2 separate regions of the Homo sapiens genome follow, and region 2 is linked to region 1. Evidence: chromatin loops called from intact Hi-C (ENCODE). Cell type or tissue: heart right ventricle. All regions are shown on one strand. Each heading gives the region's core, and the rest is flanking DNA. Links, peaks and the distances in the headings are about the cores only. Region 1 has its middle 22 kb from the start of TFDP1. Region 2 overlaps DCUN1D2 (defective in cullin neddylation 1 domain containing 2).

Region 1 (15,541 bases), core at 4,182-9,181:
GTGAATGAACAAGGCTTGCTGCTCCCCAGGCTCATGCCTCTGAAGTCCCAGTGCTTTTGGAGGCTCAGGCAGATGTATCGCTTGAGCCCAGGAGTTTGAGACCAGGCTGGGCAACATGATGAGACCTTGTTTCTATGAAAAACACAAAAATTAGGTGGGTGTGGTGGTGCTCAGGTAGTCTCAGCTACTCAGGAGGTGGGAGGATGGCCTGAGCCCGGAAAATCGAGGCTACAGTGAGCCATCATCATGCCACCGCACTCCAACCTGAGCAACAGAGTGAGACCTGTCTCAAAAAAGAATGTATATATATATATATATATATATATATGGATATGAGTGAACAACCTCCACCTAGGGCTTTCCTAAAGGTAAGACCAAAGCAGAAGAATGAAAACAGAGAATTCAGGAAGCAGAAAAAAATGTCATGGAAAATGTTTTAAAAACCTATCATTAGGCCAGGCGCAGTGACTCACGCCTAGCACATTGGGAGGCTGAGGTGGGCGGATTGCCTGAGCTCAGGAGTTCAAGACCAGCCTGGGCCACATGGTGAAACCCTGTCTCTACTAAAACTACAAAAAAAAAAAAAAAAAGCCAGGTGTGTGGCCCGGCATAGTGGCACCCAACTGTAGTCCCAGCTACTCGGGAGGCTGAGGCATGAGAATCGCTTGAACCTGGGAGACAGAGGTTGCAGTGAGCGAGATCACACCACTGCACTCCAGCCTGGGCGACAAAGCGAGAGTCTGTCTCCAAGAAAAAAGAACAATAAATAAATAAAATAAAAACTTACCATTAATACACTGTCAGGGATAGTACATCCATAAAATAAGAACAGAATATCATGAAAAATGATCAAGAAAAAAATCTCTTTGAAATGAAAAAAAAAAAATTACCAAGATAAAAACGCTCAGGGGAGATGGAAGAGACGGTGGAACCTAGGAGCTTGGCGAATGCTCCTGAGACCTGGGTTCTTTCCCAGGTGGCTTCTGGCAGCTCTGTCCCTGGTGTCTTTGGTTCTCTTTTTCTGGACCCTCTTTTGGCTGGATGATGGACTGCCTGGTTTGATCCTCTAATTTGCTTACATTTTCCCTGCCATTTTCCATTTCTTTGTCTCAGTCATATGGGCACCACAGATACCCACACAGTAAATGAAAAAAGTCCCCTACAAATCACATCATCACAAAATTTCAGAACACTGAATAAAGTTCTAAATAGCTTTCAGAAAGAAACTAAATCAGCTCTCAGGCAAAGGGACAGAGATAAAAAGGCCTTGGGCTTCTCAACAACACGAAAGCAGTAGAGTGAAGCTGTTGAGATTCCCAAGGAAAATGAATTCCACCTAGGATCCAATACCTGGAGAATGAGCCGTGAAGAGCATAATAAAGATGTCTTCAGAGTCATGAGCCCCTCCTCTGGAAGCTGCTGTAGAAAATGTTTCAAAACCAAGAAAGATGGCTTGGGGTCCAGCACACAGAGCACCACCCTGAGGGGATTCCAAGCAGAGTTCTGGGACAAGAGCTGCCCACCTGGGGAGAGAGCAGCTGGTCAGCTTGGAGGAAGGGAGCTCTCCAGGAAACAAACCACTGGTCCTCTACCTACACAGGTGTGTGTGTGTGCAGGTGTGTGTGCACAGGTATGTGTAGGTGTGTGGGTGTACAGGTGTGTGTACAGGTGTGTGTGTACAGTTGTGCATGGGTGGACGTGCGTGCACAGGTGAGTATGTGCAGATGTGTGTAGGTGTGCGTGTACAGGTGGGCATGCTAGCACAGGTGTATGGGATGTGTGTGTGCACATGTGTGTAGGGGTGTATGTGTAAGTGCACATGCACAGGTGTTTGCATGTGTGCGTGTGTGCAGGTGTGTGTGCACAGGTGTGTCCAGGTATGTGTGTGTGCAAGTGTAATGTCCCTCATGTGGGTGGGGTTGTGTGCGTGGGTGTGTGTGCACAGGTGTGTGTAGATGTGGGGGGTGTGTAGGTGTGTGTGCATGTATGTAGGTGTGTGTCCAGGGGTAATGTCCCCGTGTGTGGGTGTGGATGTGTAGATGTGTATGTAGGTGTGTGTGCAGTTGTTTGTAGGTATGTGTGTGCACAAGCATGTACACATTTGCATTTACTTGGAGAGGGGCCATAGCTTTCATCAGATTTACTACAGGACCAGAAAGCTCAAGAACAAGTCTCATGAAAGGTTCTCCAACAGCTTTTTGAGGCATTATTCCCAGCCCAGCCGTAACCTTTGTGTAAGGGAATGACGGGGCCCACGTTTCCGCCGGGGTATTAGAAGCAAAGCCCTAGTCAGGCATTTGCCTGTGAACTTAAAGTGACCACACCCTGTTCCCCTATATATTTATAGTACTAGTTGCTCGCTCTCTCTCTCTCTCTCTCTCTCTCTCTCTCTCTCTCTCTCTCTCTCTCTCTCCCTCTCTCCCTCTCTCCCTCTCTCCCTCTCTCCCTCTCTCCCTCTCTCCCTCTCTCCCTCTCTCCCTCTCTCCCTCTCTCTCTCTCTCTCTCTCTCTCTCTCTCTCCCTCTCTCTCTCTCTCTCTCTCTCTGCCTGGTGGGACCCAGGGATGGAAGACAGCCCTCCTGACTCATCGACCCCTCCCTACGCAGGATCTGTGAGTGAGTCTTTGTAGGTGTATGTATTCAGATGCACACGTATAGGTGTGTGTGTGCAGGTGTGTGTGCAGCTGTACATGTGTGGGGGCCGGGTTGAATTTCCATCTTCCGCTAGAAGAACTAGGGGTTGCCCAGGCTGTTTCCCTGGTTCCCAGTGGGCGGGGGAAACATAAGAGTGGGCTCCAGCCCTAGGGCAATGGTCAGGCTGGCAAATCCTGGACACGGGTCAGACACGAGCCTCAGGGCATCTGCCACTGCAAGCAAGTTTCCCATGTGAGTGACCCCAGGCACACAATGGACAACCAGGCATTAGGCCATCCATCAGGTAAGAGAAGCATCCCATAGAAGGCGCATGGTAAACATCACATCTGGCCCGTGCATTTCCCCAGAGGGCAGGGTTGCCACCCACTCTGGTACTGGAACCCCAGTTTAGCAGGGGGCTCCCAAAACAACTTGGCATAAAGAACAATCTGAAAGCACGCAGCCTCAGGGAGAGCAGGCCCTCACCCACTTCTTAGTCCTGCAGTGTGTGAAACAGTGACAGAGCATTCTGAAGAGATCCCTTAGGCCACGTGTTGTTCCCATGGTGTGAACACATTTAGGAGGACTTGGTGCTACGTGGCACAGCCTGCATCAGCTAGCAGAGAGGCTCTCAGATTGGAGAGGACAGAAGAATCATCACGAGAGGGCTTCTCAAAACACAGTTGATGGGCAAACCCAGAGGTCTGGGTTGGGCCTGAGAATGTGCATTTCCGACAAATATTCAGGCATTGCTGTTGCTGCTGGCCTGGGACCCTGTCATGAGGAGCACGGATCTGCACAGTTGTCCCTCATTACATGTTTGCTGATTGACTGAATGAGTGAATCCAGGCAGTGAGAATAATGGCACTCAGAGGAGGGGCCCAAGGAACAGAGTTGGGAGTGGTTGCTGTGCTGTGATCCCTTGAAGGTTGGTTTAGAGGCTTGTTTCTCAAACAGCACCCTCTCAGTGGAGAGGAAATTCAATTTGGAAGATGATGACTGCCATTAGAAAGGGAAGTGGAACAGAGTAGAGGGTGAGGGTGCACCATCTCATGAAGCTTTGGTTCCATTTTACACCTACTTCTCACTCGTGTGTGTTTGTGTGTGCTGATGAGGCAAAAAGTAGCTTCTCACTGAGGCAGTCAAGAAAGTCTGAAGCCACCAGGTGTAATGTCACTGAGGAAAGAAGGCCCAAATGGCAGGGGCAGGAAACAGGCCGCCCGGCGTGGTCAGTGACCAGAGGGCTGCGAAATGAAGTCCTGAGAACCCAGGGCTGGGGATGGGGCTGTGGCTCTCTTTCCGTGGGTGTGTAACTGGAATCTTTCCTTTCACAATCTAACTAGATTATTCCATGATCTATGAATAAGATGAAGTGTGGCCCAGAGAAACAGACCCAAGAACTAGAGGCAAGGGGAGTACGAGGGGCTGTGAGGAAATAATTGAAAAGGGATACATGTAGCTGTTGTCTATGTGAAGGATTACAAAAAAAGGGTGTCACTGGCAGGTGCGGTGGCTCACGCCTGTCATCCCAGCATTTTGGGAGGCCGAGGCGGGCAGATCACGAGGTCAGGAGATCGAGACCATCCTGGCTAACATGGTGAAAACCCATCTGTACTAAAAATACAAAAAATTAGCCAGGCGTGGTGGCACCGCCTGTAGTCACAGCTACTCGGGAGCCTGAGGCAGGAGAATCACTTGAACTTGGGAGGCAGAGGTTGCAGTGAGTCGAGACTGCGGCAGTGCACTCCAGCCTGGGAGACAGAGCGAGACTCCATCTCAAAAAGAAAAAAAAAAGGGTGGGGTGAAGGGGGGCATCACTGTTTCAAATTTAAAGGTTGATAAAGGGGGTGATTTATCACTGAAGTCTCTCCGCTGCTTCAGTGGTCTGGGGTGAGACGTGCCTACGAGCCAATGTGTCCATAAGCCGATGTGTCCCAGCAGGTGTCACCTGCACCCCGTGGGAAAAGAGCACATTTCTGGGGGGCTTTCTCTCTAAGCCCATGCTCGCTTCAGGTGTCAGTGTTGGCTTGCGCCCCCTGAGCACACGCAGGTCTGGACGGGGTCGCGGGTCTGGACAGGGTCGTGGGTCTGGATGGGGTCGCAGGTCTGGATGGGGTCACGGGTCTGGACGGGGTCGCAGGTCTGGACGGGGTCGCAGGTCTGGACGGGGTCGCACAGCTTTGGACCGGGTCGAGGGTCTGGACGGGGTCGCGGGTCTGGACGGGGTCACGGGTCTGGACGGGGTCGCAGGTCTGGACGGGGTCGCAGGTCTGGACGGGGTCGCACAGCTTTGGACCGGGTCGAGGGTCTGGATGGGGTCACGGGTCTGGACGGGGTCGCAGGTCTGGACGGGGTCGCAGGTCTGGATGGGGTCGCACAGCTTTGGACCGGGTCGCGGGTCTGGACGGGGTCGCGGGTCTGGACGGGGTTGCACAGGTCTGGATGGGGTCGCACAGGTCTGGACGGGGTCGCGAAGGTCTGGACAGGGTCGTGGGTCTGGACAGGGTCGCAGGTCTGGACGGGGTTGCGCAGGTTTTGAGATGGGCATTTCCTCCCCCAGCATCTCAGGGTGTTCTTGGCAGCCCCTACCCCAGGACAAACCTAGTTTCCTGTGTTCCTGGTGTTTGTTTTACAAAAGCCTAAGCAGCAGGAACATTTGCAGACTCTGCTGAGAGGGCGAAAGGGGAGGCAGGCATGCAATGTAGGCAGAAGCTGGGAGGGGCTGGACAAAGCTTCTCAGACTTCAGAGTTGGGACCGGAGGGCAAGAGAAGGGCCCAGCTGCCAGGACGTGGTAGCTTCACAGAGGGCAGGGCCTCAGGACACTGGCCACTGCTGCCACATCCCGGGCACAGGGAGACAGCCCAAGGACAGACAGACGGGTCCCACGGGCCTGTGGGTGGGTGGCATACAGAAAGTGAGCCAGCTGCAGAAGCCAGAGAGCACTTCCTACCCAGCCGAACGGCGGCCAAGACCCCGCTGCTCACCAAGACGTGGCCTTGTGAGTCGGTCCTGGACGCCGGGGCTGACTAGCATGACGGTTTGCAAGGGAGGAAATGGTGGCCCTGGAGGTCCAGTTGTTCACTCAAGGCTGCTCAACAGGACAGTGACATTCACAGAGAAAGCCCTGTAATAGGGCTGCCCACCTTTCACACACTGAAAGCTGACTTGAGAGGCTGTTTTCTTCACTGTATTGATGGACAGCTTTGAGTTGGTGTTGGTCATGGCCATCTTCCCTCAACACTTTAATTGAAATGTGAAGTTACAGAATAAGAGGTCAAAGGCACCCTGGGGACTGCATGGGCACCTCATCCATGGGTAAGGCTCTGGGCCGGGGTTCACATCCTGAAAACCTGCGTTCAGGAGTCTGTTTCTCACTCGAGGGGACTTTGGTGTCTCCAGAGATGTTCACTGCGCTTTGTTCTCAGAAGGGCTGCTCTGAATCTCACGAAGGGAGTGAAGGGTCAAGGCATGTGAATGGCAGTGAGAGCCCCCTACGTGGACAGGGCCTTCTGTCCACAGAGTGGCAGAGAAGAGTTTGTTCCTGGAAGAGCTCCACCCCTGGAGCTGCAAGGCTGGGGCCCAGGCGCGCTACAGCTACAAGCTTCATCACAGCTCCCTCTGCTTAGGCTGTCACTGGCTCACGGTCACACAACCAGGAAGGAGTGTCAAGCACCCACCACGTAGCGCCCACTCCACGTCCCTCCTATCCTGCCCTCGGTTTCAGAGGCTCAGTTGCAGACCACAGAATCCCCACCAGCAGGTGGAAGCAGATTGAGTTTTACTCAGAGATAAAGACCGATGGTCTCCCCATCTGGGCTGAGAGCCGGTGGACGTCACTGCCAGGGATGATGCGGCAGGAGAGGTGCCCAAGCACGAGCAACACTGGCACTGGGCCCCAGGAGCTTCTCTACAGTCCACACAATGTCTAAAGGCTTTCCCGAAGGCCCAGGCCACTCCCGTGTGGCTGCACCTCTCGTTGGCCAATTCTGCCCCCCAGCTTCATGCAGATAAAGCAGTGTGTGGAACCCAGGTCGCAGGTGAAGGCCCAGCTGTGAGGGCCTCTGGCAAAGGGTGATCATACTGCCTGGGCTTTGTGGTGCAGAGGGGATCTGAGGACAGGCAGACTGGGTTTGGATTGATTCGATATGCCAGCCTGCCTGGAACTGTTAGAAGAAAAACTTTGGACTTCGTTCTACATTCAAAACAAGGTGGATGAGGGGGAAACATCCAGGGCCCCAGTGTGGTGTTATGCAGAATCCATGTGGTGCGGTTCTACTCTGTTTGTGGAGAGAGCATGTGTGTGTTTGCAGAGGGCTTGTAGGGCTACTCTGCCTCCCTGCCCGAGCTGACCCCAGGACAAGTAATCTGGGGAGTGGTCCCAGAGACACTGCCAGTGAGGCTGGAGAGGGCCCCGGTGTGGCATAGGTTCCCCGGGTGTGGGGGCTGAGCCTCTTCCCCTCCCGGCAGTCCTGGTGCCAGGCTCCACAAGGCAAAGATGCTCCGCGTGCCTGTGGGTGGTCCCGCAATGAGCTCTGTGGCTGCCAGATGCACCTCCCCTCCAAGGCCTCTGCTGCCTCCCAGTGGCTCACTTTGTTTGTGGCACTGCAAACCGAATCCTGTTAAAAAGCATAGTTAGAAGGCAGCACCATGCTCCTCACTCTTGAAAGCCGGCGGGTGGACCAAGTCTCTACCTTGAAATCCCAGTCACCGTGCTCAAAATTAACAAGTTGTCCAGTGACCTGATTCTGGGATTGCCACGCTGAGAGGTCGCGTTGTCTTCAAGCAAATACAAGAAAGCAAGTCTCAAGGAAAGCAGGTTTTGTTTCTAGAACATCAGAGGGACCCAAGCATGTACCACATTAGGCTTTTTAAACCCACATTCTACCCAGGGCTAGGTCAGCGAAGAAGGGCTTTCAATACTGAGGAAGCTCTCGGCTCCTCATTAGTCACTGAGATGACATTGTAACCATGGGAAGTCTGGGCCTTACCTCACTGCGTCCATCCCTGCCCAGTTACACCCCACTCCCACACTGCAAGCGGGGGCTTTAAACTGTAAATCTGTCAATGTCATTCCCTGAGATGACATAGGGGCCAACCTTGGGTCGTGTGAGCAACAAGATGCACAATGGCCGTGCTGATTGCAAACTGTAGAATAAAATAAATGCATGCAAGCTCACACTGCTGTCGTCACTGACCATGTCAACACGCAAACGGGGAAGAAGGACCCACTGCTCTTCCCTGCAGGAGAACCTCGATGGATAAATGCCAGAGGAAAGGGGGAAACAGAAAATCACCACGAGGCAAAGTCCACGGAACTGATTGCCGCTGACAAGACCCCCATGGATGCCAAAATCAGAGAAGTTCCAGGAGAATCAGGATTTGGTCTCCCAGTGTCTCCAGGACGATTATCCCCTACAGAGGAAGGACGGCAATTTGACCAGGAGACTCGGCAGACACCACCTGGACCTGTAGTTGGACACATCAGCTCAGGAGCCACTGAGAGACAGCCTTACCTCCACAGGATGCTTGCCAAATGGGCTTGACTTCATACAGTCCTGAGAACACGAGACAGCAAAATCCATGCCCAGGCCCCAGGACAAGGATGGTTAGGGCTGACACAGGGTCTGGCTCTGTCACCCAGGCTGGAGTGCAGTGGTACAATCATGACTCACTGCAGCCTCCAGCTCCTGGGCTCAAGCGATCCTCCCCACTCAAGTAGCTGGGACCACAGGCGCACACCACCACACCCGGGTAATTTGATTTTATTTTTTGGAGAGATGAGACCTCATTGTGTTGCCCAGGCTGGTCTTGAACTCCTGGGCTCAAGTGATCCTCCTGCCTTGCTCTCCCAAAATTGTGGGATTACAGGCATGGGCCACGGTGTCACACTGGGTGCTGGGTTTAATATCTGTGTCGTGGCCATGCTGGACACGGATATGAGGGAAGCCAGGGAGGATTATGTGGGAACTCTGGGTACTATTTCTGCAACTTTTTAGTAAGTCTCAAATTCATTCAAAACAAAAAGTTAAAAACAACAACAACAAAGAGCCATCCACTTGCCCCAAACTCTTCCTCAGCTCCCACTCACTCTGAAGATAAATTTCAGAGTCCTCCATCAAACTTAAAGAACTTCTCGCCAATTCCCTCCGGTCCACACGACCCCAGCTGTCTCTCTCCACTCATCCCTGAGATCTTAAATCCACGACACTTTCTTGGATCAACTTTCCCGACAACAACATTGCGAGGTCTCTCTCTGTGGCATTTTTGTAGCTCCTAACACCTCCTCCGCAGCACTTACCACGTCTGCAGTTAACTCAGAGCCTGAGAGATCCACCCCTCAGATCATCCGCAAAGACCCACAAGTGCTTCCCTCGGCCCCACAGACCCTTTCCACAGACCGAGAGACACTTCCCACAGACCCCCCCAACATATCCACAGACCCGAAGCCGTCCCCTCAGACCCACAGACCCTTCCCACAGACTCGGAGACCTTCCCCTCAGACCCATAACCTCCCCACCCCACAGACCTTCCCCACAGACCCACGGACTATCCCTACCTTCAGACCCTCCCCTCAGACCCGCAGACCCTCCCCAACCCACAGCCACTTCCCATAGATCCACAGACCCTCCCCTCCCTTCAAACCCTCCTCTTCCTTCAGATGCTCCCCTCAAACTATCCTCAGGCCCTCCCTTCATACCCACAGACCTTTCTGTCAGACCCTCCTCTCAGACCCACGGACCCTCCCGTCAGACCTGCAGCCGCTCCCCTCGAGCCTCAGACCATCCCCTCAGATGAAGGGACCCTCCCAACAGACCCCCAGATACACCCCTCAGACCCTCCCCTCGGGCCCTCAGCCCCTCTTCTCCAAACCCCACACCCTCCACTCAAACCCACAGACCCGCCCCTCAGACCCATGGACCCTCCTTTCAGACCCACACACCTTCCCATCAGATCCTCACACCCTCAGACCCTCCCCTCGGACGCTCAGACCCTCTTCTCAGGCCCTCGTAACCTCTCCTCAGACCCATAGACTCTCTGCTCAGAGCCTTGGACCCTCTTCTTAGACCCTCAAACCCCACACTCAGACCCTGAGACCCTCCTCTCAGAACACAGACCCGCCCCTCAGACCCTCCCCTTCCTCTCAGACCCGCAGACTCTCTCCCCTCAGACCCACAGATGCTCCGCTCAGACCCACAGATGCTCCGCTCAGACCCTCAGACACTCCCCTCAGACCCACAGACCCTCCCCTCAGACCCACAGACCGTCCCCTCAGACACACAGACCCTCCTCTCAGAACACAGACCCGCCCCTCAGACCCTCCCCTTCCTCTCAGACCCGCAGACTCTCTCCCCTCAGACCCACAGATGCTCCGCTCAGACCCTCAGACCCTCCTCACAGACCCTCCGACCCTCCCCTCTGACATTCCCCTCAGACCTATAGACCCTCCTCTCCAACCCTCGTACCCTCAGACCCTCGGCTCAGACCCACAGATCCTCTTCTACACCCTCAGAGCCTCCGCTCACACCCTCAGACTCTCCCTTCAGACCCTCAATCTTCCTCTCAGACCCAACGACCCTCCTCCCAGACCCTCAGACCGCCCCCCTCAGACCCTCAGACCCTGAGACCCTTCCCTCAGACCCTCCCAAGACACCCGCAGACCCTCCCCTCAGATGCTCCCCTCAGACCCTTGGACGCTCCTCTCAGACCCACAGACCGTCCCCTCAGACACACAGAGCCTCCCCTCAGACGCAGAGACCCTCCTCTCAGACCCCCCAACCCTTCCCTCAGACCCTCAGACCTTCTTCTCAGACCCTCAGTCTGTCCTCTCAGACCCTCCCCTCAGACCCTCAGACCGTCCCCTCACACTTTCCCCTCAGACCCTCATACTCAGGTGGGCAGAGCTTCTGCCAGTGTAGATCATGGTGCCGTCTTCCCGCGCGGCACTGCTGTCGTCCTGGTCTTCCGAGGGCGTCTTTCTGTCCGTGGCTTTCCGGCAGGGCCCTCACCTCTTCCGGTGCGCACTGCTCAGCCCTTCGCGGCTCAGGCCTGACTGAAAGCACCCGTGGTCCCTGAGCCTCGTGTGCGCTTGTCAGCAGAGCCTGTTTTGTCCTCAGTCTGTCTGGTCTGAGCTGGCGTGGACATTTGCTCTCTGGGTGCATCACAGAGACCTGCAGGGCCCTGGCGCTCAGAAGCCAGCGTGAGGTTCTAGGTCTGGGGCCGGGGCGGGCGACAGCGGGGCTCGGAGCCACCGCCACAGCCCTGCCCGACGTAGGTAATTCACCCCTTTAATAACCAGAAGACGGAAAGAAGGAAAAGGTGCAGGCCAGAGGGAACCCGAATTCCCTGTTGAGTGCGACTTTCTTTCTTTTTGCGGTCCGGTTTCTGGTCAGTGTCCTGAGGACATTATGCCATGCAGGGCGGTTCCGAATTGCCTGGGCCCAGCCTGGTGTTGCCACGGTCCCCACCCCACTCTGCAGCCCTGTCTGATCCTGACCCAGTTTTCTTGCCCACCCCTGAGGCTCAAACACTGTGATTTGAGCTCAGACAAGGTGAGTCTCAGGTTTTGAGTGAGAATGTTTCTTTTAAACGTTGGTTTGATAATTTTCTATAAAAGGCTGAACCCTGAATTGTTTCTTTTTCAGCCTGTACCAAAACGTCAGGTGGTCTCCTCCGGCCGTGCCTATCACCACCAGCCTGTGTCTCCCTGTGAAATATGGTCTGGTTCCATCATGGATTTATTTTCCCGCCTCCCAGTAGGACAGATCTCAGCTCTTTAGGCCGACAACCCCTGACAGCAACTCAGCCACCTCCTGCCCTCACCCTTGGAGCCCTGTCTACTGATGGCTCACTTGGAGCCTGGCTTGGGGTGACCTCTGTGCCAGGGTGTGCGGTCATTTCCCTGGATTCTTGTTAGAGTCCTCATCTGCCCAAGGAGATGATGACCCTGAGCTACTAAGAACAGGCTTCCTTCATGTCAGGACACAGAGACAAACATGCGCACCACGTAAGGGAAGGGAAGATGGTAAAGAGAAATTGGTGAACAAATGCCGCGGCCAGGCAGGTGGCGCGAATGAGCTGAGTGTGGCATCAGAGGGGTGGGAACTTGGTGCCGCTCAGCCTTGGCAGGCAGCTGCTAAGTAGGAATGCACAAACACTGGCCAGATCATCTGATTTTTAAAAAGCCAGAAATATGGACTTCTGTATAAAATTTTGTGATTTTTAAATGTTGGCAATGTTCTTTGCTTTTTTTCTTTTTAATCCTGGGTAGGGTAAACCACCAGTTTCCGACTTCTGTACTAAAACATGTTCTCTAGATTTTTTTTTTTTTTTTTTTTTTGAGACGGAGTCTTGCTCTGTCGCCCAGGCTGGAGTGCAGTGGTGCGATCGCGGCTCACTGCAAGCTCCGCCTCCTGGGTTGACGCCATTCTCCTGCCTCAGCCTCTGGAGTAGCTGGGACTACAGGCGCCCGCCAAGACGCCCGGCTAATTTTTTGTATTTTTAGTAGTGACGGGGTTTCACCGTGTTAGCCAGGATGGTCTCGATCTCCTGACCTCGTGATCCGCCTGCCTCAGCCTCCCAAAGTGCTGGGATTACAGGCGTGAGCCACTGTGCCTGGCCCCATGTTCTCTAGATTTTTAAAACTAAGATTTTGTTTTATATATTTATATGGAAATACAGAAAAATGCCAGAAAAAGTGCCTATAATTTTCACTGTTAACAAAATTATATAAAGTAAGAAGTAAAAGTAGCTGTAAGATCCCCTTCACTTCTCCGGTTTGCTGACGTGTGGTAGAGGAGAGGCCATACAGGTGAAGGTCTGTATGCGGCGGTCAGGTGAGCCCTGGAAGTGGGCAGGATTTGGAAGGACTGACAATGAGGAGAGCTTGCCCTCAGGTAGGAAGACAGGGTTGATCCTTATCTTTGTTTCAGTGGCAGCTGCACTCTTGCATGCATGGTCCAGTTCTATCTCCTGTCTTATATGTCCATGGAACATAACAAATCCTAGTGTAACCACAGCCCTACCCAAGAACATGATGAGACACAACTCCCTAAGTTTTCCCCCCGAAAGTAACCAAAGAACTACTCTGACTTTGACACTTGTTATCCTTTCTAGCTTGTCTCTTTTCTTATATACATACATATATACATAAATATATATATATATATATATATATATTATGCATACATGAGTTTTGTCTTTTTGTTTTTAAACTTTATAAGAAGGATATGATATATGTGGGCGTTAGGGACATTTTACTTCATTCATTCTCACTTGTTACCCTATTGTGGGAATACTCCTCACTTTGCTTATCTGGTGTCCTACAGTTGAACATTTGAGCTGCCTTCTGCTTTTTTGTTAGCGTAAACATTGATGCTGAGCATGATCCCTGGGACAGGTCCTGAATGTGGAATTGTTGGGTAGCAGGGTGTGCAAATATTCAACCTAATAGGATTGTGCCAAATTATTTTCAAAAGTGGCTGTATCAACTCACACTCCTACTGGCCATGTGTAAGAGATGTAATTGGCCCACAGCCTTCCCAGTATTTGCTATTGTCAGACTTCTTAAAGTTTGCCTGTCATATGGGCATAAAATGATTTCTGATTGTGGTCTTGATCTGTAGCTCCCTGATAATTAATGAGACCAAGAATCTTTTCATGTGTATACATATTGGCCCATCGACAACACTGACTCTTCTGAGCCGTGAACAGCATATACCTTTATGTATTTAGTTCTTCTGTCTTTCAGTTGTATTTTATAGTATTGTGTTGTACGCATTTTTCATTAGAGTTGTTCCTTGTATTTCATATTTTGTTCTATTGTTAAATTGGATATTGGTTTGATTTCTTTTGGATTGGTTTCTTACTGTTTATTGCTGTATTGTATATGTATAGAAAGGTGCAAATATCACAAGTTTACAGCTTGATGAATTTTCATTGGACTCACCTATTTAACCTAGACCCAGATGAATAAAACACAGCTTCCCCAGCACCCTAAGACCCCCTGTGTTCTCTTCCATTTATTTCCACTCCTACTCCCACCTTCCAACCAGCAGCCTCTGTCCCAACTAGATTCATTTTGCTTGTTTGGTACTTTATAATCATGGATCCACACAAAATGTAGTCTTTTGTGTCTTGCTACTCTTGCTGAAAACAGTATTTATGAGGAACTTTACCCCATTACTGCCTGTAGTTGTGGACAGTTCATTCCATTGTGTGATTCTATCGGAATTTGTCCTGTTGTCAGGGAGCACTGTGACAGGTCCCAGTTTGGAACAATTACACACAGTGCTGCCTATAGACACTCTAGAAGATGTCTTTTGATAGACAAATGCATTGATTTCTCTTGGATATATTCCTGGGAGTGGAATTGCTGGACCATGGAGTAGTTGTATGTTTGACTTCGTTAGGGAATGTAAGTCAGTTTTTCAAAAGAATTTTAACATTTAACACTCCCACCACCAATATATGACAGTTCCACTTATGTCACGTTCTTTGCCAACACTTGATGTTGTCAATCCCTTACCTTTTAGCCATTCAGATAGGTATGAAATGGTATTTGCCTATGTTTTTAATTTGTATTTTCTGATTACTAAAGAGGCTGAGAACATTTTCACATGTTTCTTGGCCATTTGGATTTCTTCTTTACTATAGCTCAAGTCTTTTTGACAATCTTATAACTGAGTTATTTTTCTTTTATTTATTAACTTGTAGTTCTTAATTGTTCTGGATATTTCTTTGTTAGATATTTGCGTTGTAAATATTTCCCTAGTCTATTAATATTTTTTAAACTTGCTTTTGATGAGCAAGAGTTTTAAATCTTGAAAAAGTCCAAGTTATACATTTTTTCTTTTATACTTGGTGCTATTTTTGCTCTGTTTAAAAAATTCTTGCCTATCCTAAGGTCCTGTTTTCTTCAAAATATCTAATTTTTGCTTTCATAAAGCTAAAATTAATGTAATGTCATACAGTTTAATTTGGGGGGTTTGGTGTGAGGTAGAGATCAAAGTTCATTTTTTTTTTTTCCATATGAGATCCAGCTGATCCAGCACCATTTATTGAAAAGACTTTTCTTTTCCCATGAATGGTATTGATGCCTTTGTTGAAAATCAAGTAAATATAATATGTGAGTCTATTTTGGGATTTTCTATTCTGTGTCATTGGTCTCTTTAGCTATATTTATTTATCTGTATGCCATCACTACACTGTCTTAATGTGGCATTGAAATCTGGTAGTATAAATCCTTCAACATTATTGTTCTTCAAGATTGTCTTGGAATTACTGGGTCTGTTGGTATTCTACATAAAATTTCAAGTTGGGTTGTCACTGGAAAATCCCAGACTACTTGTTGATTAAACAACACGCTTGTAGATAAGACATGGGCCTGAGTAGAATTTCAAGAGAAATTTAAAAATCTTTCATTGACCTAAATGAAAATGAAAATACAACTTATCAAAATTTGTGGGGTGCAGCAAAAGCAGTGCTTAAAGGAGAACTTATGGCATTGACTGCATATATTAGAAAAGGATATCTAAAATCAATGGTCTAAGCCTCCACTTTAGTGAACTAGAAAAGTATGAGCAAATTAAATTCAAAGTAAGCAGAAAAAAGAAATAATAAGAATTAGAGCAGAAACCAATGAAATGAAAACAGGAAGACAATAGCAAAAAGCAATAAAACCGAAAGATGGTTTTTTGAAAAGATTAATAAAATCCATAAACTTCTAGCCAGGCTAAGGAAAAAACAGAGAAGACAGAAATTGCCAATATCCAAAATGAAAGAGGGGCCATTAGACCTCATATAGAACTCATGGACATTAAAGGGGTAATAAAGGCATATGACGAACAACTCTGTGCCTGCAAATTTGGTATCCTAGATGAAATGAACCAATTCCTTGGAAGACACAATCT
Region 2 (15,541 bases), core at 3,815-8,814, 100 kb before region 1:
CCACGGGGTTTTGAAGAGCAAATGCCTCGTAGGAAAGCTGGACTGCATGTCTGTGCACCTGCCATTTCCCTGAAATTCATGCAAAAGCTTGATCCTAAAATCAATTTGCTACTTAAAGGTATTTTAAGAAGCTTTGTCTCCAATCTCGTCCAATCAAGTTTATGTCATTTTCTTAGAACACATTTGTGTATGGGCAACTCTCCAAGCTGAACCATTTTGGGAGATGATATTCTAACTTTAATTCATTGGAATTTAGAACTAATCCCCAAACAGTATTAATGGGTTCACATTTCAAACTGGCTTATTTTACATCCCTTTGTAATGAATTCAGAACAAGAAGGCTTAATCTCTGCAGCGAGAAGTGAGCCCTCACCCTACTCCCACCAGCACGGCCGAGAGAGGCTTCACTGGCTTTAACTCTATTAGAAACAGAAGGTGCTAGGCCTAGTTAACGCTTTACAAATACAAGTGAAAAGTCACGTTTAAAAACTGAATCTTAATAACTGCAAAGTAAAGTAATACTGTCACCCTCAGAGAAACCACAGGAGAAACGTGATCTGCCGCATATCAAATTTGAGGGACACTCAGATTAAATTGCCACTTTTAGCAGCGGTATCAGGTAACACCATCCGCTGAAGGACCGCACTGCCTTCAAAGCTCTCGGAGGCTTACTGGGAGAACTCGAGCAGCCAGTGTTCCCTCCAGCCCGCACACCGGAGCGCGGTGGGCCCAGCCTACCTGTGGTGAGGGCCTCGGCGGTTGCGATGTGCATGATGGTGTTGTCACTCACGGGCCATTCTCCTGGCGAGAGTACGAGGTGGTCCAGGCCCCCGGAACGTTGCAGCTCCTCCTGGATCTTCATGCCTACAGTGCTGTTCTCCTTGCAGACATTTCTGTAGCCAAGAGCATCGCCGACGCTCCCCAGCAACATCGCAGCCTTAAATTTCTCCATCCCAGGAGGCAGCTCCTCTTCCCCAACAGCTGCGGAGCGTCCTGGCCTTTGTCTCCTCCTCAGCCCGCCTGACTTTTATAGTGGTCACTGTGTCACTGTCAGGAGCGTCCTCTGATGGCCAGGCGCTCCTTGTCTATCTCTGCAGGTGGCACCAATGAGAGGACCTTTCTGTCCCCCACGTGGGAGGTGTCAGTTTTCTTCTGCGTCTGGACAGGCACCAGCTCCTCAGCAGAGGAGCCTGCTAGCTTCTGCCGGCAGCCGCAGCACATTCAGAGCGTTGACAGAGCAGGGGCTCCTCTCGCTGTCCCTGGAAGGAGTGCGCACACTTCCCCGTGTGTGGCGTGGGGTGATGCGGGAGCAGATGTGTGCAGGCGTGCCTGTCACTGCCGCCCGCTGCGGGGCGTGCCCTCACCCCTCGGGCAACAACCCATCTGCTGTCTCTACAGTTCTGCCTTTCCTGGACATTTCAAATACAATGTGTGGCCTTCGGTGTCTGGCTTCCTTCACTCAACATAATGTTGAGATTAATCTGTGACATGCGGTTTTATCATTTAGAAAACTTTTCGATTATGAAATGTGTTTTTGATAGAAAACTTTTAAAAAATGCAGTGTAGAGGGAACAAAGTCTATCTAGCTCCTGTGTGAACAATGACGGTGTCTTCTCAGCATGCGGTGTTTAACGGCTCCCAAATAATTGGACTGCACTGAGGGGGAAAGTCGTCAGCAAACCGCAGGCTTCACTAGAACCTCCCATCCGGCCCTCGGTCAGCTCAGTGTATTTACATCATCCCTGCTAGCTCATGAAAAGAATATTAAAAAATATGGAGACGGGGGGTGAGGCAGAATGCACACAGCCAGGGTTCCTGGTTTGAAATAAATTAGGAAAACAGTCCATCTCCCGACCCCACCCCAGGACAGTTCTCCGCAGAGGCCGGGAGCCCAGCAGGGCTGTGTCTCTCCCGTCTCCTTCCTCGGGGCCTGGTTTCCATCAGACCCAGGGGAAGCAAAGAGTTACACCTGGACTGAAGAAATGCGTCTGATAAAAACTCTCGTAGTGTACAGCGAGACAGTAGGAAGCATTTAACCGCCTGGCGTTATATCAGCACTTGTTAAAACGGAGGATCTCAAGCAGTGAGTTCACCTCACCCTCCACTGTCTGCTGGTGGAGGCAGCCATCAGCACAGTCATGCCAGCTAGCATGATCCTGAGATTCAGAAACAAACTTCAAAACCAGCATGCAGGCCGGGCGCGGTGGCTCATGGCTGTAATCCCAGCACTTTGGGAGGCCGAGGCGGGCGGATCCCCTGAGCTCAGGATTTTGAGGCCAGCCTGACCAATATGATGAAACCCCGTCTCTACTAAAAATACAAAAATTAGCCGGGCATGGTGGTGGGCACCTGTAATCCCAGCTACTTGGGAGGCTGAGATAGGAGGATCACTTGAACCTAGGAGGCAGAGGTTGCAGTGAGCCGAGATCACGCCATTGCACTCCAGCCTGGGCAACAAGAGCAAAACTCTGTCTCAGAAACAAACAAACAAACAAACAAAACTCCAAAACAAAAAACAGCATGCACGCAGGGTCCCTATCCAAACAAGACAGACAGGAGGGGCGGCCCTTCGTTCAAACTCTCACCTGTTTTAGGCACAACTGCACTGTGGGGCCGAAGCGTGTGCTGCTGAGGGGATTAACACAGCCCGCTCGCTGAGCGCTTCAGTTCGCAGGCGGCGGAAACCTTTGCCAAGAGCACTAGCTGGCTCCCTCAGCAAACAGGACGGGATAAGGTTAGCTCGTTTATCCAACAAATATTTGCAGAGCCCCTACTTTGTACCTGAAACTGTGGACACAGCAACAAGGATCAGAAGAAAGTTTATTCTTGGCCCCAAGAAGCCTGAGGTCTAAAATGGATATAAACTTCAAGCGAAAATAACACAATGACATGTACAATGTCACTGAGAGGAGCTGGCGTTGTTGATTCCGGAACGCTGGCAGGTGCACCGTGAATCGGCAGGTAGCACATGATCCTCAGACCCCCGTGCTTGGCCGTTTGCCTCCGATAAGGGACGGTTTCCAGCAGTTTGTGCTGGCACACATGACCTCCTGCCCCGACACACTCCCGTAAATCCTGCCTATTGTGAGATCTCTCATTCCTCACATGAGCCACCCCATCAGGTGCACGGTGCACCGCTGAGAGGCAACGCAATGACAGAAGGTACCTGAGGACCTGGTTACCTGGCCAGGGCTGGCGGGCCACACACGGGGGCAGGGGCTTGCCCGCTGGTTGCTAGCTGGGGGCTGTTCTCTCATCCTGGGACAATGACGTGGATGCTGACACCTATAGGCAGACATCCCTGCAGCTGAGGAGAATCGAAAGGAAACCACGCCCGAGAAAAACCAATTTAATGCTTCTGTTCTCAGCATTTCACAGCATGCAGGACTCAAATGGATACAACAGAAGAAAAAAACCCACAATTTTTGGAAAAGCCTTTGTCCAATGATTAATATTTTGATATCTATTGACAATCCCTTAGAACTTTAAATCTCAAAAACAAAAAAGTACTGTGGATCTCCATAGTTTATACAGAATTATGTGAATTCTATAAACTTTTCTGAACAAAACAATTACATGTCAAGAATCCATGAAGCCTGGAAGATACGCTCACGTTTTTGAGGTTTGTATTAATGCCAGTTTTTATTGTATTAGACAAATGCTCTCTGAGAATCGAAGACTTCTAAAGGTAGACAGGCCCAGTTTCCCATTAGAGTTCTGGAAGCAGAGCCTGGGGAAGGTCTGTCACTTGCCCATCACTGGACCAGCCAGAAGCCAGCGGGGGCCAGGCGGGGTCTGCAGGCTGCAGGTCCCTTCCAGTCCTGTCCCTGCTGCCCTCTGTGACCATCTCTGCTAAGAAACATCGACAGTTCGTCCTGCAGCCTCCAAGCACACTAACCTCAGCCATCAGATGTTCCTGAAGCCCAGGGTAAGTCCTGTTCTCAGAAGCCAACCCAGCTGCTTGTCTGGGCCATGCTCTCTCACACCGCAGCTAGGTCATCTGCGGCGACTCTCCTCTGTGCTGGGCAGCAGCTCCAGCTGGTCCACGTCCTGCACAGTGCTGCAGGGGGGCAGCAAGGCACGCCTGTGACATGAGAGTCTCGGCACGTGAGGTAGGGTCAACAGTGATGTCCACAACTCAATACCAGCCCTCCACACCTCGGCAGCACTCGTGGGTCCTCCTCAACCAGGCGGACACGAGAAACAGATGATAACATGGTGCAAGGACAGACTTCAGCTCACCAATCAGATGAAGGTTTTGGGGTTGGGTTTTTTCAGACAACGATGTACATTTTAGCTTCCAAATGTGCACAGGGGCACAAAGGTCTGGATGCTGGGCACTACGGGTACCACAAGAGGATGGAAAGAACCAGCTCATTCGGTTTTATTGTATGTATGTATGTATTTATTTTGAGACAGAATCTCACTCTGTCGTCCAGGCTGGAGTGCAGTGGCGCGATCTCGACTCACTGTAACCTCCGTCTCCTGAGTTCAAGCGAATCTCCTGCCTCAGCCTCCTGAGTAGCTGGGATTACAGGCATGTGCCACCATGCCCGGCTAATTTTTGTATTTTTAGTAGAGACAGGGTTTCACCATGTTGGCCAGGCTGGTCTCAAACTCCTGACCTCAGGTGATCCACCTGCCTCGGCCTCCCAAAATGCTGGGATTACAGGTGTGAGCCACCACGCCCGGCCTTGATTTTAAAATCTATAATTCATCACTCATAAAATAAATGTTTTTCATGGAAAAATGTCTTTTTAAATGTAATTAAAATATATTTTAAAAAAACATACTTTATGAAGCTTCTCAGGCAGGTCAAATAATATTTAAGTAAGAGAGGCCCAGTGATATATAAACGGTGTGAGATAAACTCTGCTGGAATCGTGCCACGTGTGCCGTTGCTATGCAAAGCTACATGGGGATTGAGAACCATAAAATGATTTTCAGATGAATGTCTAGAGAAAATGAAAACAAAAATAGAGCTGGTAAATCTAGATATTTGGTAATTCAAAAAATATAAATCGTGAATTGCTGGCACCAATTTTAAAAAACATTAGACTCTACGACAAGATCCTCTCCCTTAGGGCACATTCTTAACAGCTTTGACGTGTATAAAAACGCAGCGCCCTGCAGAGGACACATGCCGTGTTGCCAGTGCCACCGCAACGTCATTCGGCGGGACGCTGCCGGACGCTGGTTCGCCTGACGCGCGAGCTACGCAGCATGCTCTGCGGTCCCACAGGCGGCGCTATGGCTCTACCTTAGTATTTTGTAAATATTAAAAAATCATGCAGAAATTTCCTAACGCAAAAGCTATGATGACAAATCTCCAAACATCCCAAAGCAGCCGTGTCCCGAGGAACTTCCTGCGGTGTCCACAAAGCAGCCGCTGGCTGTCCTCCGGCAGAATGGGATGGCGCCTCTGGTTTCATGGCTGGTCAAGAATGACTTCTGGAATCAGCGACAATGCACCCAGGAACTGACTGCAATCTCCTTGCAGGATACAAATCATTTCATAATCTTACTCCTGCTTAACTTGCTGCCTAGAAAAGGCTGCGTTTTCCACCTGTGACTACTGGCCGTGCATATTCTACAAAATCATCTATAAGAACGGGCCAAGCTCCTAAAGGAAAGCAAGCAAACAGAAAACCCGTTAGAGCACCGTTTTTATCTCCAAAGCACTGAGTCACACATCAATCCAACATTTACACTTCAAGAACCCAAATGACTTGAGGTCCACACCATTTGTGTTTCACAGAATGAACCAGCCCAAGTTACCCAGTTCTTTCGCCCTAGCACGGCCAGGTCGGGAGCCCTGGTGTGTGTGTGCTGGCATGTCTAGGGGGCTGTGGGCTCACAGTGGCCCCGGATGCTCGGTGAGTGCCCCAGGCAGTCACACCAGCTGCTCAGGAAGGGAGCTAAATGGACCCCCGCGGAGCAGGAGGCATGTTCCTCAGGTCATTGGTATTCTTGCCAGCAGGGGGTGCTCCCTCCTGCGGCTCTTCCCAAGTGGGACCACCCCATTGCTCCCTTCCCCACCCCGGCAGCCCTGAGTGCCCTCTGAGCTCCTGCACTGCTGCCTCAATCCTGGAAGCCGCGCTTCTGTCAATGAGATTCAGTGATCCCTTCTTTCATTTGACAAGCATTTACTGGGTGCCCCTGATCTAGGGACGGTGCAAAGTGTGGAGGACACAAAGAGAAGCAGAAGCTAAAACAGGCAGACAGACACGTAAACCACCCGTTAAAGGCACGGCGCCAGGGCCCAGAACAGATCACTGCCCGCCGAGGGGGCAGGGAGGAAGCAAAGTGGGTGGGAGCCTAGAGGGGAGGCCTTCCACCCAGAGACCATCCCTCTCTAAGGTGGCAGCGTGCCCAGCACACAGCAGGCTCCAAAGGCCCTCCAACGCAGAGTCCTAAACACGGGGGGAGACAAGTATGTGGAGATATATTTATGCAAGAAGACAGGAGCTGGAATCTCCGAGTCAGCCTGAAGAGTGCAGTGTGGAACTGACCTAAGGCATCATGCGGGACTGAGAATCTGGGAGTGGTGGTTTCCCAATACCTAACTCCATGGCTCCACCATGGGGGTCTCTAACTCTTCACATCCAATTCTGAAATGCTTTGGCTTAGAGGACTGTCTTCTTGATTTACACTAAATATAAAACCCTATTTTTCTTTTGTATGATTTACAGAAAATAATAAGGAAGGGGGTAGTATTATGACCACGCCCATCTCAGTGACGGGGTCACCACTCTAGAGGCAGGAGAAGTTAACGTTCTCAGGTGTAAGCATTTCGGTCAATCATCTGAAGCACAACTTCCGGTACCTTCTTCATCGTAGTTAGACATATCATCCGCAATCATGTTTCCAAAGTCCAGCAGGAGGTTCCAGGTGTCCCTTGGAATTGATCTTTTGTGATGTTCCTAATATATGAGAGAAAAAAAAAACCCACCAGGTTTAAAATACAGAGCTTAACTCTCATATATTCTAGTGGCCTAGCGATCTTCAATTAATGTTCATTAATTTGATTAGGAACAAGTACAATAAAATTGTTAAAAGTAATAGCGTTCTGTATAAATGTTAAGTGCTACAACAACGCTAATGTCCAAATATAGAAAGCAGATTTATTTAAGAACAAAACATTTTAAATATTACAATTATAAACTCCTGTTTTGTCACATAGAAGGGCAGCATTTTAATCTCGTTACCTGCCCATTAGCTGCATGTATATATATATTCACGAACAGCTCATAAGCTTGTCTTACATTTTAAAACATTAACTGCTATCAAATTACACATAGTTTTCTGCAACTTGTTTTTTTCCCACTCAGCATAATGTCTGAAACGTATGCGGGCTGACGTGTGTGAATGTGCGTTCCTTTGCGTGGCTCCAAAGCCGTGCTCCATCGCACCAATATTCTGATTTTTTAGTCCGTTCTCCTGTGGATGGTCACTGGCTTTTCCAGTATTCTGCCGTTACAATGACACTGTGAGCGCCTTCATCCCCTTCTCCACGCACAAGAGCGTGAGGTTCTCTGGGAAACATCTGTGACTTAGGTTTGACCCCAGGTAAGGCGTAAGGGGGCTGTGGGCACAGCATTACTGACCTCTGGATATTTCGAGAGAAGTAATACAGCACATGATGTAATGAAACACATAGCTGCAAAGACGTCTCTCCATGGCAAACCCACAGGACTGAGTGACGTCACCTTCCACAGACAGCTCCGCCCTCCACCTGCCACACTCTCTGGGTACCATTCCCAGGCAAGGAAGCGGAAGTGACGTGCCCAAGGCCACAGGACTCTAAGTGGCAAAGTCTGTGTCACCTGGTGTCAGGTGAAGGGAGGCAGTGCGGGTCCTGGCCCGGCCGTGGGTTGGGCGGTGGAAGACCACTTCTTTCACTTTCATGGACAGAACAGCAAGAGGTCTGGGCATCTCTGCCATTACCGGGCTTGTGGCCACTCACTTCCAAAAACCCACAGCTGCACCTGCTGCCAGCAAGACGGGCTGGCATGACGCAGCCTTGCCCCGCACCAGCAAAGTGTCTCTCCAGAGGGTCCACAAAGGCCTCTTTTCCTCCTGAGCATGGTGAGACACACTTAGAAATGGCTTCAGACCACAGACACACACAGAGGCTGGGCACCGCCACATACAATCCGCAGTTCCGGAGCCCAAACCAGTCCACAGAAGTGTGGCGCTGGCACCATGTCGAGGATTCGGAGTTCTCAGTGGAAAGACAGAATTACCGTCTAGGTCCTCAGAGGAGACAACACGGGGGCTGCTGGGGTTGCAGAGTCTCCAGGAACCCCAGCCTGAGAGGAGCTTCCCGTGACTGCCAAGAAGCCACGTTCTGAGGAGGCCCCGGAGTGGCCCCAGCTCAGCCCTGCAGTCTCCGGCAAGGTGACAGAGCCAAGTGGCAACCTGTCTGGACCTGCGGATCTTTGTGTGGGATGTTCATCTGCTGAAAACCTCCACGTGTGAGACCTGAGGTGGATGATTACATGCAGCCTCATACCTACCGACTTCCCTCCACAGTGGGCACACAGCGAGATGCAGGAGGACACTTACCATTAAGAATGTGTTCCAGAGATCTAAAAATTTAAACCTTCCAGATAACACTAATTTCCAATACGCAACAGCCATTTCTAAGTCTGGTAAAAAGAAAGAAAGAGCAGTTAGTAAATCTCACTCTCTTTTTCTACTGCACAAAAAACGACCACTTCTTAGCATGTCAATATTTACTTAATAAAATGTGGCAATCTCACCCAAGAGTCATGAGGCTTAATCTCTACGGAAGTGCTCCTGAGAACTGTACGTAGTCTAATTTTATAAATCTGGGGAAACTCTTTTTAAAAGGATTTGTATATTAAGTTATTTGGATATGCACACAATTCCCCCCTAATTAATCAGTTTTGGAGACTTGCCTTTTCACACATATTGGGTGTTCTTTAAACCTGACCTGATCTGGATACTATTAATGCGTATCATTTGTTTTTAAAAATAGGCCACTGGCCTGAGTGTCGAACTGCAAATCAAAGGACCAGTTTAGGAAGGAAGGGACACACTGTTCTCCAAATAGACCTGCCTTGTTGCTATATGAACTAAGACAGAATCTGTTTCACAAGTAATTACAGCGGCCTTATGAGGGCTCCAATTTGTCCCTAAAGTGTCAAGTCAAATCGGCAGCTAGCAGGGAAAGCGTTCTCACTGATGCATCTACACAGGACACTGCGTATCAATCAAAGCCAACGCCCTCTTTTCCCACACGGGAAGGTGGTGATTATTTCACGACTTCTATATAAATCTCTGCTACTGAAGATGTCTAATAGAATATGAATGCCGAGTTTCAGGGCTGTCTCCAATCCATAGTTTGTGAAACACTGATTTATTCTCTGCTCACCAGAAGCTTGATAACGATTTCTTTTTATATGCTTGACACAGCAAGTATATAAAGGGGTTCAGAATTCTATTTTTTTAAAGTGACCGGCCGGGCGTGGTGGCTCACGCCTGTAATCTCAGCACTTTGGGAGGCTGAGGCGGGTGGATCACCTGAGGTCAGGAGTTTGAGACCAGCCTGACCAACATGGAGAAACCCCGTCTCTACTAAAAATACAAAATTAGCTGGGCGTGGTGGCTCATGCCTGTAGTCCCAGCTACTGGGGAGGCTGAGGCAGGAGAATCACTTGAACCTGGGAGGCGGAGGTTGTGGTGAGCCGAGATTGCGCCACTGCACTCCAGCCTGGGCAACAAGAGCGAAACTCCGTCTCAAAAAAAAAAAAAATTAAATAAATAAATAAATAAAATAAAAAATAAATACATAAAGTGACCTCCTTTAATCATGTTGAATAGTGTTCACCACTTTTAGGCAATAAAAGAAGAGTTATATTTATGTAAGATTAATGTGAAAAGCAGATTAATAAAAGTTAGGTAATATGTTAGTTTAAATGCAAAGTACATAACTAAACACTTCTCAAAAGGTTTTTTTCTAAATCTGGTTTAATCCCACTTAAACAGAAGTTATTAAAGTTGGAGCTGTAGCAAGATTTCCAGGGTCGATCATTATTAAAATGGGATAAGAAAGAGGCATATGAGTAGCAAATCCCACTTTAAATAAAACGCCTCTAAATTCCCCGTGTGCAAAGGCTTCATGACCAACTTTATCAGTTTTGAATACCCTGGAGTCTGAATCAGAAAGAAAGAGAGAGTCAGAAAGTGCCAAGTAACTGAGATATGGAACAGCTCTCTAGACCTTACCGATGGGACCCGCAGTAAAATGCTAAGAAGATGATTAGTCTTGTCCTGCTTATAAGTCTACATCCTTATCACTTAGGAAGAACATTAATTGAAATCTATATTCAACTCATCTTAATGATGTAAAGCTTTCACATTGAGAAATGGAGGTGAACCTGGGGAGGAAAAAAAAATAAAGTTTTATGGCACACATTTAATCTAGTTACTTTGGGTTAGTTTTGGTGCTAAAAACTTTTCTTACAAAGGACCTGATTTGTATGTTTGTCAATCACATTATCAAAAGTAAATATATGCTTTTTCAATATTTATTATTATTTACATAAAAATGTTTAATATTGTCCTAATGGACTTAGCCATTTGCAAAACAGTAACAACAACAACAAAAACAACAACTCAGAATGGCAGGACTCGAGAGTGGAAACAAGACCAACAGCTACTCTGGTGGCTACATCTTTATAGCAGCTATTTTCTTTCCCAGAACCTCTAAAAAGTCCCATCTCCTAAGTGAAAACATGTTAGAAGAAGGCATTACTACTTAAAATTCATGCTTGTGATGCTCCACTTAGGATTAGACAATGAAGATGTGTCCTCTATCAAAAAAGTACCTTAGGGCAGACATAAAAATTAGCTCTCATGAAACTTCACTTCCTCAAACATCAAGATTCTCAAAGCTGGCCGGGCACAGTGGCTCACACCTGTAATCATAGCACTTTAGGAGGCCGCGGCAGGAGGATCACTTGAAGTCAAGAGTTTGAGACCAGCCTGGGCAACAGAGCAAGACCCTCACCTCTTTAAAAAAAAAAAACAAAAACAAAAACACAAAAGATTCCCAAAGCCAACTGATTCAAGACTCTAGCCAGTATGAAACTATGTTGTTTCTTACATTAAAACAGAGCCAAGTAACTTTATCCTCTCTATTAGGTTAACCGTTAGTTAAGAGTAAAGCATCATCTTACATAAAAACAATACAGTACAATCTTCACACACACAGATACACATAGACACACACAGATACCCACAAAGAGACACAGACACACACAGACACACACAGAGACACACAGACATATATAAACAGACACAAACACACACACAGACACAGACACAAAGGAAATAAAGGGTAATCTGTGTCTTTTGGCTCCATGTTCCCACGGCAGTCCATGCTTTTTCTGGAACAGTTGGACACTTGTCTTGACCTGTTCAATTTATACTTAATTCCTCACAAGACCGACCACATCATCTTTGGAAATGGTAAACTGACGGCTCTACTTCTGGGCTATAGTCATAAAATTACTCTTCTTGCTTTATTTCTGTTTTTAAAAAGCCCTCAAAAAACTTTTCTAAAAATAGTGTATAATCTATTTGAAGTGTTTACAAAATCTAATCTTTTCCCGAGGAGGCTATTGTTTTCTTTAATAAAATTTCATATTCTCTCAGCTATTGTCATGAAGCAAAGAAACAAAACCAGTAATGCTTCCCATCCTATAGTGAATGATTCTGACAAACATTTCATTTAAGTATCTACAGGAGTAAACAAGTCCTTGTTGTCAGTGAGGAATTCAAGGATAAACTATAAATCTGTTGCAGCTTTCAATGGCCTGTTCTGCCACTGAAAGCTTTGATGCTTAAGGAAATTTATAAAACGCAGGCTGAACATGGTAGGTCCTGAATCTTAAAAATGTTTCCAAACACTCTCTACCCATATACTGACCTTCCTTGAAACATTCATGCACAAAGAAAATAAATTTTGCAACTCTGAACTGGGCAATTAATTTAGACTCTAATTTATAACCTCCCGGAAATTACCATGGAATGAAGTGGTGGCACCGAGTGGAAGGGACGCTGCGCGTTTCCAGGACGGGGCAGTTGGACGTTGCTGCGGGGGACACGGCAGCCTCTGCAGGCCCAGTGCTTCTGCCCAAGCCACCACGCTGCAAGGAGGCCCACGTGGGGCAGCTGGAGGCAGGTGGGAGGCCATGGCGGAGAGCAGCACGGATGGAAGAGAAAGGCCACTCAGCAGAATCTGCCCAAGTTCCTGACCCAATGGATCATGAGCTACCAAAATGACTGTCATTTGAAGCCACTGCGTTTTGAGGTGTTTGCTGCGCAGTCATTACTAACCCAGGCAGCCGGCCTGGCTGAAGCCCCAGGGCCTGTGTTTCCAGCAAGTTCTGCAGTGATGCTGATCTTGCTGGCTTTGCCAAGGGCCTAGAAAAGCTCCATAATACTTTTCTGTATGTGTCAAGTTAACAAGGCATTATAAGATAAAAATTCTTAAAGATAATACCTACATATGACAGTCAGATAAAATGCTAATCTTTTAAACATTTTTCCATGTCAACATTTAAAGGAAGTATCCCCTGCATTGCAGAGTATCAATAAATATAAATGATTATCTTTAATAGAAGCTGAGTTATCCTAAGATTATGCTGAAGATATTAAAGTAACAGTTCAAAATAGTCAGAAAAAAAGTTTTATCATTCACTGAAATTTCAGTGTCCTTCCTGATAAACATTTAACAATAAAAAGTAAATGCCATTATTTTAAAATTTGGATCAGACTAATCCTCACTTTGGAAAGGAAGCTGGATAGACCTCTGAGAATTAAACTGCTCAAAAGTAAAGCATGACCCAGACTTTCCTTGAAAAATCATGATCGTTACACTCAGACCTGAAATGGCCGAATTTTAGAAAAGTGTGAGAAGCAGCATTTCCTGTTTGGGTGACTACTGCCAGAGAAAACTGGGGTGAGGAAACAGAGAGAAGTAAAAAAAAAAAAACAAACAAACCCTGCATGAGATGAAGAACAGCCACAGCAGAAACCAGCACCTGTCAGGAGCACAGGTGGCCCTGTCCTTACCAAGTGACAGAGCCCAAGAACACCGAAGGAGCTCATCTCAAGTCTTCCTCCACATCATTATTCTCTTGTCTATTTGCTTTTTTTTTTTTTTTTTAATACGGTCTGGCTCTGTCGCCCAGGCTGGAGTGCAGTGGTGCAATCTCAGCTCACTGCAGCCTCCACCTCCCAGGCTCAAGTAATCCTCTTGCCTCAGCCTCCTGAGTAGCAGGGACTACAGGTGCACACCACCACACCCAGATAATTCTTGTATGTATGTATGTGTGTGTATATATATAGACAGATATATATAGATAGATAGATAGATAATTTTTGAGATGGAGTCTTGCTCTGTCACCCAGGTTGGAGGGCAGTGATGTGATATCAGCTGACTGCAACCTCCGCCTCCTGGGTTCAAGCGATTCTTGTGCCTCAGCCTCCTGAGTAGCTGGGACTACAGGTGTGTGCCACCAGACTCAGCTAATTTTTTGTATTTTTAGTAGAGATGGGGATTTGCCATGTTGCCCAAGCTGTTTTCGAACTCCTGACCTCAAGTGATCCACCCAGAAGTGCTGGGATTACCGGTGTGAGCCACCACACTCGGCCTGCTTGTTAGTTTCTAGAAAAGAGTGGTAATGGTTTCTTGAGAATACTGATGATAGTTACTGAGTAATCAGGGTCTAAACTAAAATGAGCTTTAACTTTAATGACTATTTTGCCTTAGCCTCTTAGAAAGAAATAGAGTGGAATAGCAAAGATAAAAAATAAAGAGTTTTATTGTAGAAAACCAAATGTTTTCATTTGTTAAAAGTAGACAGAATCTGGCATCTGGTATGTAGCTCATAAATCAAGAGTTATTTTACAAACAGAGTCATTCTGTAGATGCAAAAATACTTTTCAGTGTAGACTTTCCCCTTCTTTTGATATGCTAAGTCATTTCTCCACTCAGAGGCAAAATAATAAATCTTCAGTGCCTTTAGAATAAACATTTACTGCCCCGAGTGTGGAAACTAACTTAAATTTCAGCGTAGGTTTTCAGGGGGCAGGGTGAAGTCTGCAGACCAAGAGCTCAGTCTCCATGGCTGGTACAGTAAATCTCTGGCCACATTTCCTGGAGGCCATGTTTAGTGGTGAAACAGGCTTTTCTCTAGCTGGTTAAGGCTGGAAGCTGAATCCAGGTGGACGGGATGGCATATTGTTAAAGAATCCCCATTGCTGTCACTGTCCTTTGGATTTTTTTTTTTTTTTTTTTTTTTTTGAGAGAGTCCTGCTCTGTCGCCCAGGCTGGAGTGCAGTGGCACGATCTCGGCTCACTGCAAGCTCCACCTCCTGGGTTCACGCCATTCTCCTGCCTCAGCCTCCTGAGTAGCTGGGACTACAGGCGCCCGCCACCACGCCCGGCTAATTTTTTATATTTTTTTAGTAGAGATGGGGTTTCACCATGTTGGCCAGGGTGGTCTCGATCTCCTGACCTCGTGATCCGCCCGCCTCGGCCTCCCAAAGTGCTGGGATTACAGGCGTGAGCCACCACGCCTGGCCTGTCCTTTGGATGTTAAACCTCGTTTTTTCCCCCACACAATATAAAAAAACTTAAAGCACCAGAACCAGTGATGAAGACCAGCCAGTTTAGACCACAAGTAATATTGCTGGTGGTACACAGCAGAGGAGCCCGTTTACTGTATCTCTAGGTAGAAATATCTAGAGGACGTGACAGCCTCTGAGAAACATGATGTTACTATGTGCATTTTAAAAAATATAATACTTGCATGTAATTGCTATAATGTGCATATTGGAGGCAATTTTGAAACTGGTCTGTGATCACCGGTGTAGTCTGTTGTAAATTCAAAGACAGCTTGATGAACTTTATTTTTATTTTTTTACCTATTGTTTTCAGAGTGCCTATTTTGAATTAAAATTTGTGACACCACTGCAAAAAAAAAAAAAGGAGATTTTTAGTCCCCAAAGTAAAATGTCAGCTTATAAAGAGCAGTCTTGGGTACATCCATCAGGATGGCCACTATTCAGAAAACAGCAATTGTTGTCAGGATGTGCAGAGGTTGGATGCTCAGCTTCGTTGCTGACAGGAATGTAAAAAAAAATATGGTGGTTCCTCGTTCCTCAAGAAATTAAACAGAATTACCATACATTCCAGTAATTCCATTTCTGGATATATACCCAAAAGAATTAAAAGCGGGCCGGGCGCGGTGGCTCATGCCTGTAATCCCAGCACTTTGGGAGGCCGAGGTGGGTGGATCACCTGAGGTCAGGAGTTCGAGACCAGCCTGACCAACATGGAGAAACCCCATCTCTACTAATAATACAAAAATTAGCCGGGCGTGGTGGTGTATGCCTGTAATCCCAGCTACTTGGGAGGCTGAGGCAGGAGAATTGCTTGAACCTGGGAGGCAGAGGTTGCAGTGAGCCAAGATCACACCACTGCACTCCAGCCTGGGCGACA

Evidence for each region. A loop is a pair of places that touch in the nucleus more often than their neighbours do. Peaks named below come from ENCODE experiments on the same cell type or tissue, not always from the same donor. Only the 100,000 strongest peaks of a DNase experiment are listed, where the experiment ranks them.
Region 2: a loop joins it to region 1, with 10 times the contacts of the local background. A loop is called at or near these places in 47 of 110 quality-filtered maps.

The regions. Positions count from the first base shown.
Region 1 is chr13:113,555,405-113,570,945 of GRCh38, forward strand. No RefSeq gene overlaps it. Among named protein-coding and RNA genes, the nearest start is that of TFDP1, 22 kb to the right of the region's middle. In heart right ventricle, for the core only: a CTCF peak has its summit at 7,220 (motif pointing left); a DNase peak (open chromatin) is centred at 7,207.
Region 2 is chr13:113,452,486-113,468,026 of GRCh38, forward strand. It overlaps DCUN1D2 (defective in cullin neddylation 1 domain containing 2), which reads right to left. Exons shown (of 7, transcript NM_001014283.2): 5 at 8,569-8,651; 6 at 6,827-6,923; 7 at 3,334-5,623. The coding sequence ends at 5,544. It overlaps ADPRHL1 (ADP-ribosylhydrolase like 1), which reads right to left and starts at 1,003. Exons shown (of 8, transcript NM_001394807.1): 1 at 739-1,003. The coding sequence starts at 952. RefSeq lists an enhancer at 3,533-4,463. In heart right ventricle, for the core only: a CTCF peak has its summit at 5,982 (motif pointing right); a DNase peak (open chromatin) is centred at 6,340; H3K27ac peaks cover 2,962 bases.